Regions from separate parts of the Homo sapiens genome. Here region 1 is linked to region 2. A link is a contact called in ENCODE Hi-C data. All regions are on one chromosome and are shown on one strand. Each heading gives the region's core, a stretch centred on a gene start or an enhancer-like site at or near the end of the contact. The rest is flanking DNA. Distances are from core to core; before and after follow the strand shown. Region 1 overlaps KCNIP4 (potassium voltage-gated channel interacting protein 4). Region 2 overlaps ADGRA3 (adhesion G protein-coupled receptor A3).

Evidence for each region. A loop is a pair of places that touch in the nucleus more often than their neighbours do. Pooled maps may share reads with other maps.
Region 1: a loop to region 2 is called in a map of Caco-2, with 4 times the contacts of the local background. The contact joins two enhancer-like sites. A Hi-C loop is called at or near these places in 2 of 168 maps with a recorded cell type or tissue (Caco-2 and mammary epithelial cell) and 7 of 50 pooled maps.

What each region holds. Positions count from the first base shown.
Region 1 is chr4:21,886,785-21,890,638 of GRCh38, forward strand. All of the region lies in intron 1 of KCNIP4 (potassium voltage-gated channel interacting protein 4), which reads right to left. Among named protein-coding and RNA genes, the nearest start is that of KCNIP4-IT1, 36 kb to the left of the region's middle. Within about 2 kb of position 1,532, at least 2 of the 41 ENCODE cell types and tissues checked have a DNase peak (open chromatin) inside an H3K27ac peak, as active enhancers do; they include mammary epithelial cell, where a contact is called at or near this core.
Region 2 is chr4:22,384,535-22,387,946 of GRCh38, forward strand. ADGRA3 (adhesion G protein-coupled receptor A3) reads right to left here. Exons shown (of 19, transcript NM_145290.4): 19 at 2,842-3,412. The coding sequence ends at 3,171. Among named protein-coding and RNA genes, the nearest start is that of MIR12115, 130 kb to the right of the region's middle. RefSeq lists an enhancer at 759-1,958. Within about 2 kb of position 1,262, at least 2 of the 41 ENCODE cell types and tissues checked have a DNase peak (open chromatin) inside an H3K27ac peak, as active enhancers do; they include mammary epithelial cell, where a contact is called at or near this core.

The DNA.
Region 1 (3,854 bases), core at 282-2,781, 500 kb before region 2:
ACACACAAATTACATTTGGCTAAATTACAAAAGCTCTTCTTTTTATTTTTCATTTTTCTTCATTTTAAGATGTTCGTTATATTAGGAAACTAAGCCATGTATAATAAATGCTTTTGCTTTAGAGAGTGTGAGCGTTCATTTGAAGACCACTGAAAAAACTGGATGAAATCAAACAGTCAGGAATACAGGCTAAAAGCCCTGGTCTTAATTAAAGATCTACTAAGCAGCAAGCTATTGACATCATTGCCAGCTTCAGGACAAAGATAAAGTACAAATTTTTTTAAAAAGAGAAAACTGACTTTGTGTAAAATATAGACTCTAGACACAAAATACATAGAAAATGCTGTCCTTAAGAGTAGATGATAATGGCCTGGTGTCTTAGTCAGTTTGGGGTTCTATAACAAAAGTACCACAGATGAGGTGGCTTAATCAACAGAGATGTATTTGTCATAGTTCTGCAGGCTGGAAGTCTGAGACCAGGGTTCCAGCACGGTCAGGTTCTGGTGAGGACTCTCTCCCTGGTTTGCAGTTGGCCATATTCTGGTTGTATCCTCACTTGGAGGGGCGCAGAAAGAGTTAGCTCTCTGGTATCTTCTTACAAGGACACTAATCTCATTCATGAGAGTTCCACCCCCAAGACCTAATCACCTCCTAAAGGCCTTACTTCAAACCACCATCACATTTGGGATTCGATTTCAATGTATGAATTTTGGGGGAACACAAATATTTAGTCCACATCACCTGGGGACAGGATGCTCCAAAGAGATTTTGAATGATGAATTTCACCCTTCCCCCATTTACCTTCCTAAATTGTTTCAGACACAGAAACTTACGAAAGAAAATGAATATTTTCTCTTTAGTCATTGTCATGCTTAAGGAAATTATGCTGAACTCATTTGCATGAAGATGATTCAGCCTTCTGAATGATTTCCTTAACTAACACAGTTATTATTATAGATGAGGTTATATAACTGAAAAGCTTAAAAGAGGTTGTAACCATCCTTTATATATTCTAACTCATAAAGAAAATATTGCTGATGATTGAAACCAGTTGATTTTGCAGAATATTTGCTGATCATAAAAAGTCTTTGAAATTACTTTTTGAATTTCCAATGTAAAGTTGGGCCAATGAGGAAAAAGAAACTTCTGGTAAAACTTTCTACCTAGTGTTTTATCATTAGTTGTTCAACTATGATAGTTCATATTTATGTAACACTTACTATGTGCCAGGTATTGTTCTGATTCTTCTTCATTATTTCATTTTATTGTCACAACAACTTTATGACTTATGTATTATTAGGTATGATTATTATCACCGCTTTACAGAGAAGAAAATTAAGGCAGAGAGAAGTTAAGTGACTTACCCCAAGGTCTCACAGAGCTGGGATTCAATCTTTGCTCTTAAACTCACTAAACTAAACTGATTCTGAATAAGGATAAATACAACAAGTTTAACACTCTGACTCATACACAGAATAACTTAAAGAAGAGTAAGGGAAAACTGGTGCAGGCCACAAGAATTACTCATGGAGGTCCTCTGTGGAACATTATGCAAAGTGTGTTGGATAATGTTTATCTTTTAACAACCAAAGTAGAACTGGTGACTAAATTCTCCCTGTGCTTAGACTCATACGATTCAGATGCAATAAAAAATGAGTCAAAACTTCAGGTTTGTATTTCCATAATAATGTTGCACCCAAAGCCTTGTGAACACAAGAAGATAAAAGGAAACTAGAAAGAAACAAGACTTTCAAAAAGACTAGGACACATAAGGGTGATTAGGAGCCACTCTCCTCAACCGTTTTCCTTTGCCCTCAGGTGCAATCATGCCAGAAGCAGTTAATTCTATACCCTCCCCTTTGTTAATTTCATATTTTGTATGCTCTGTGTCATTACATTCACCATGCTATTATAACTGTCCACACCTTCTGAAGGGCTTCTGCTCCTGCTCAGAGCTGGCCTACAGCTACTGTCTTCATGACTCACATAACTGCTCAAGGCTTTGCTTCCTCATCTCCAATCTGAAACTTCTATCTCACTGAGCTTTTTTGGTCTTTGGCTTCACATCCAGTTTAGCTCTTTTTATGCAGTCACATGGATCACCTGTCAAGTTTTACTTTTACTACTACAAGTTAAGCATATCGAATCTGAAAACCTGAAACTTGAAATGCTCCAAAATTCAAAACTTTTTGAGCATCAACATGACACAATGACAAGTTAGCCTGAACACACTACTTTTTCACTATATTAATGGCATGTCATATTTTTATTGCTAAGTATTTATACGTGAATGAGTGTAAGAAAATGATTGCTTATAGGTACAATATAAATTTAGAGTCAGGAGTGACAGTGATGCCAAACAACCACAGGTTATCCACACAGGTGGCTGAGATAGTGACACTTTTGCTTTTCCATGGGTCAATGCATGCAAACTTTGTTTTATATACAAAAATTATTTAAAATATTGTATAAAATTATCCTTGGGCTATGTATATAATGTGTATATAAATCATAAATAAATCTCATGTTTAGATTTGGGTCCCATCCCCAAGATATCTCATTAATTATGTATATGCAAGCATCTCAAAATCTGAAAAAAAAACATCTAAATTCTGAAACACTTCTGATCTCAAACATTTTGGATAAGGGATATTAAACCTGTACTATTAATAGCTACCTGAAGGCATTGCATTAGGTACTCAACACTCATTTACCACAAATGTAGATCAACCATGCAAGGCAGGAGCTATCATCCCTATGATCCTAATACACAAGGGAGGCCAGAGGTTTCTCTTGGGGAGTGACATTTGAGCTGATAGCTTAAGTACGAAAAGGGTTTCAATTTGTGAATACTAGAAACAACTACCCTAGGCAGATGGTTCAGAACATGTAAAGGTTTTCGAGTAGGAAAAAACCTAGAACTAACAATAAGCTAATGTGGCTAGAGAAAAACCTGTGAGGGACAGAGTAGCAGAGTGGCCCAAGAAGGGACCACACAGGCCAGGCAAGACCGAATAATGCTGGCTTCATGATGTATTTCCTCCACTCAACTATGTACTCAGTAATGCCATAGACCGTGTTTCCACGTTTGATTCATGTGGGCTCCCAGAGTCTTGTATATTTGCTCACCCTTAGTGTTAGTTTGAATATTGGTTTTGGAATTGCTGGTGGCATTGATGATGAATTTGTTGTTGGTATCCACAATGGAATTGGTGGTGGTATTGGCGATGGAATTCTGATGGGATTGCTGGTCACATTGATAGAGGCATTGTGGTAGTACTACTATTCACTAGAGTAGAAACACAGTGAATGTCTACTGATGATCACCCCCTAAATGAAGACCTGTCTTAATGCACCGTATGTTATAATTCACATCATTCAGACGCAAATGATAGTTAACACTGAAGCCTAGATGAGAAGGTGAAAAGCAATTAAAATGTTTCACCTGGTTTTATTAACATGCTTGACCAGAGGCAGACTTAAGAATTTGGAAAAGCTGAATTTAAATAATTTATATACCTTAATGACCACATCCCCAGCATAATTCTTTCTGTACTTCTGGAATATGCTCTAACTCTTGTGTAAATACAGTCTGACTCTCCTTGAATCCCTTAAGTGTGATGTCATCTGGGAATGTTCTTCATAGAAATAACAGATTTGAAGAGCCTAAAGACCAATTTTATATTTTATTAGTAATTTGGTATTCATCCAGATGGGGAAAGGGACCAGAAAATATCCCCTTTCATGAGAATGTTATAAATCACAAATTCCCTTAAAAATGTACAGGCAGCTTCATACCAGATACTACCACAAGGATGAGGAAGACACAGTCCCTGAACTTTGTATCCATCTAA
Region 2 (3,412 bases), core at 12-2,511:
GACAGAATGACTCAAATTTGGAAAACATCATTAAGTGATTATGAACAATCAAATCACCTCTCAGATAAAAGCACTGGAGTCAATATTAAAATAACTAAATGATTACTGGAATCCAAAAAGAAAAACAGAATTAAGATTTGTTTTAAATTTTGGATTGCTGTTGTATGCCTCACTTACCTTGATGATTTAGTTTAATTCCTGCATCAGATGTTTTCAGTTAATGTTTTTACTTCCTAATTTTGTATGTTCTCAACCAACTTCAGTTTGGGCATTCTGAACTCAATACTTGAAACATGTAAGTCTGTTCTAACATTGTTGCTTCTCTATAATGAGACCTATGTATAGATTCCAATCAGCAACTAAACCTAAGTTGCCATCTGTATATATTACTAATATAAATATATTGAACATACATATAGTTACATTGTTACATTTATCCAAAATATCCTGAGATTTAAAAATCAGTTGCCACCTATTAATGACCTGAAATATTAATATACATGTACGTTAGTATATAAATCTAGTCACAAAAATAGTCATACACAAATCTAATTTCTAACTGTTACCTAAAAAGCAGGTTAGTATATAACATTATATATGTAATCTGTAGATATAATGTTTACATTAAGAAAACAACTTTTGGCTGGGCTCAATGGCTCGTATCTATAATCTCAACAGTTTGGGAAGCAAGGGTTGGAGGATCACTTGAGGCCAGGAGTTTGAGACCAGTCAGGGCAACACAGTGAGACCCATCTCTACAAAAATAAAAAGAAAAACAGCCGGGCTACTGGCTTGTTCTTGTAGTTCCAGCTACTCAGGAGGCTGAGGTGGGAGGATGGCTTGACCCCAAGAGCTCGAGGTTACAGTGAACTATGATCCCCACTGCACTTCAGCCTGGGCAACAGAGTGAGACCTCAACTCTAAAAACAAAACAAAACAAAACAAAACAACTGTCATGAAATAAAAGAATCATAACTGTTTCCTTAAGCAGAATATAACCAACTATACCTTATTATGAAACTAAAACTCAAAACAACTAAGATAAGAATAAAGTCTGATACAATTTTATAGATAATAAACACCGTAAAAGCAATGAAATGTGTTGCCAAGCACGGCGGCCTCAGCATTGGCAAACATGGTTCTAGCCGTGGGCATGGTATAACCTGCCAGCATGTCCAGCAAGCCAGAAATTCTTTGGATCTTAGTTGTCAAATTTTTTAAATTAGGAAAATGATCATGCTGATCTCTAAGAAAACTGAAACATCTGTTAGCAGTTTACAATTCTATGAAAAATAGAGAATCTCAGCTATAAATCATAAACGACAAAGGTGGGAGGAATACAATATATTACTCACTTCCTATATACAAATATCAAAACTCTAATTGAAATACTAAGGATGAGTAAGTGATCGCTCATCACTCTCCACGCTATGAGTAACAAAATCCCCTTGAACATTTTTAGCAGAATCTCCATCTTCTTCCAAGTGTTTGATTTCTTTTCCAGTCCTTCCCCACCGCCAGCACCTGTTCTGTTACCTAAAATAAGGCATGTTTAAATGAATAAATGCTTGCTGAATGGGCAACATCTTCCAGGAAGGAAAATTCCTCACTTCCTATGCAGAGGCAGGAAAAAGAAGAACAAGAAAGTTATCTCCCTAGGTACAGCTGACCAGCAGGTCAAACAGGTTAAACACCGAGCAAACAAAAAAATAGTGATAAATAAGAATTATTCACTCCATTTCTTATTAGCTTATCTTTGTCATTTCCAAACACCATCTTGTACATAATATATCAATTTACCAGGAGACCATAAACCAGGAAATATAGCCAAATCTATCCACTGGCTGCTTTATTTCCCCCACCATAAAATAACATCTCTAAAACTCAAACCTAAAAGGCTTAAGTAGAACTATCGGTTTTATTATTGTCAAGCAAAATAACATTTCTAATGCAGTAACCCAGTGAAAAGTGAACATTTACACTAGAATGGGTAATCTCAGGATGGCTCAGAGAATTGTTCTCTGTACATAAGCAGTTAATCTCTCAGAATTTGAAGTTTATTAAGCTAAACGGCTTGATTCTTTTTTGCATTTCTCGAATATGTACTTTTGAATCCAATCTGATTCAAACCTTTAGACTTCCGCTGAAAAGAGATCAAAGTTGTGTCAATTTTGCAGACATTGTCTTGCATACGAGAGAACTGAGAACCACAGTGAGACTCAGGACAGGAGATGGGTTAGACTGCAGTGTAGCAAAGACCAGTGAGCGAGAACTTTTGCAGTAGAGCTGTTTTTAGAATTCCGGAATGGGATTTAATCAGTACTTCAGCATGAATCTAAGGAACTTTATCTGTTTAAGTACAAAATAAAAGTCAACATAAGAGCCAATATTGAAGAATGTGAACCTTAAGTGGTAGCTCTTCATTTGCATTCAAGAATAACTTTCGTGCAGCAATCACCCCCACCTGGCCACACCAAAAAGAGTAAGAAACTTAAGACCGAATATAAAGCAATGAAAAGGCCACGACCATGTTGAAAATAGTATTAATAGGATCCAAGGAATAACGCAAAAGTAAGGCAACGTAGGAAGTTTTTTAGGCATTTCCATTTTCAAAAAACATCCTGAGAGATCCTTTTAAAACCTGGTAATATTTAAAACTAGACTTATAAAATACAGCAACCCAAAAATCACTTTGATTTATGTGCCAAAATCAATACACTTAACCATGCAATATATATATATAACTGACTTATGTGTAACTCTAATTAAAATACCCCAAACCACTAATTTCATTAAAATAGAACTAAATGCTTATATTGTAAAATATAAAAATAACAGATCGACACAATAACAAACACCTATTTATTATATTAAATACAAGCCTGAAATATTAAGTACAAATTACAGATTCCAAGAAATTACATTTCACATCCCAAAATGTCCTGTTGGTGCTTTGACAACTAAAACAATGTTTTAGAAAGATTTTGTTTCAGATCCTAAAAAATAGCAACAATTTGGGGATAAAAATAAGTAAAATCCAAAACTTCAAAGTTTATTCCAAATTCTTTTGAATCCCTATGGTGGCTGTAAACAGTTTTTAAATGCTCATAGCTTCAAGGAATGTGAGTATCACAGTTTATATGAATTTCTGCCTAGGAAGCCCAGCAATGTTACACAGTAGTTTCGTGTTTCCATAATCCAGTCCTAACATTGCCAGTGCTATCGGTACCGAGCAAGGGTCCCTCCTGCCCATTGCTTTTAATTGGTCCATTCTGAATGGCCAAGTTGAGGCCATAAGATTTTTGCTGATTTTCAAGTTCAACCACAGCTGGCTTCCTTAACGCATCTTTTTTACTAGTGGTTGAAACTGGCTTTTCAAAATTTCTGCTACTTTTGGGAAGTGTGCTACAAG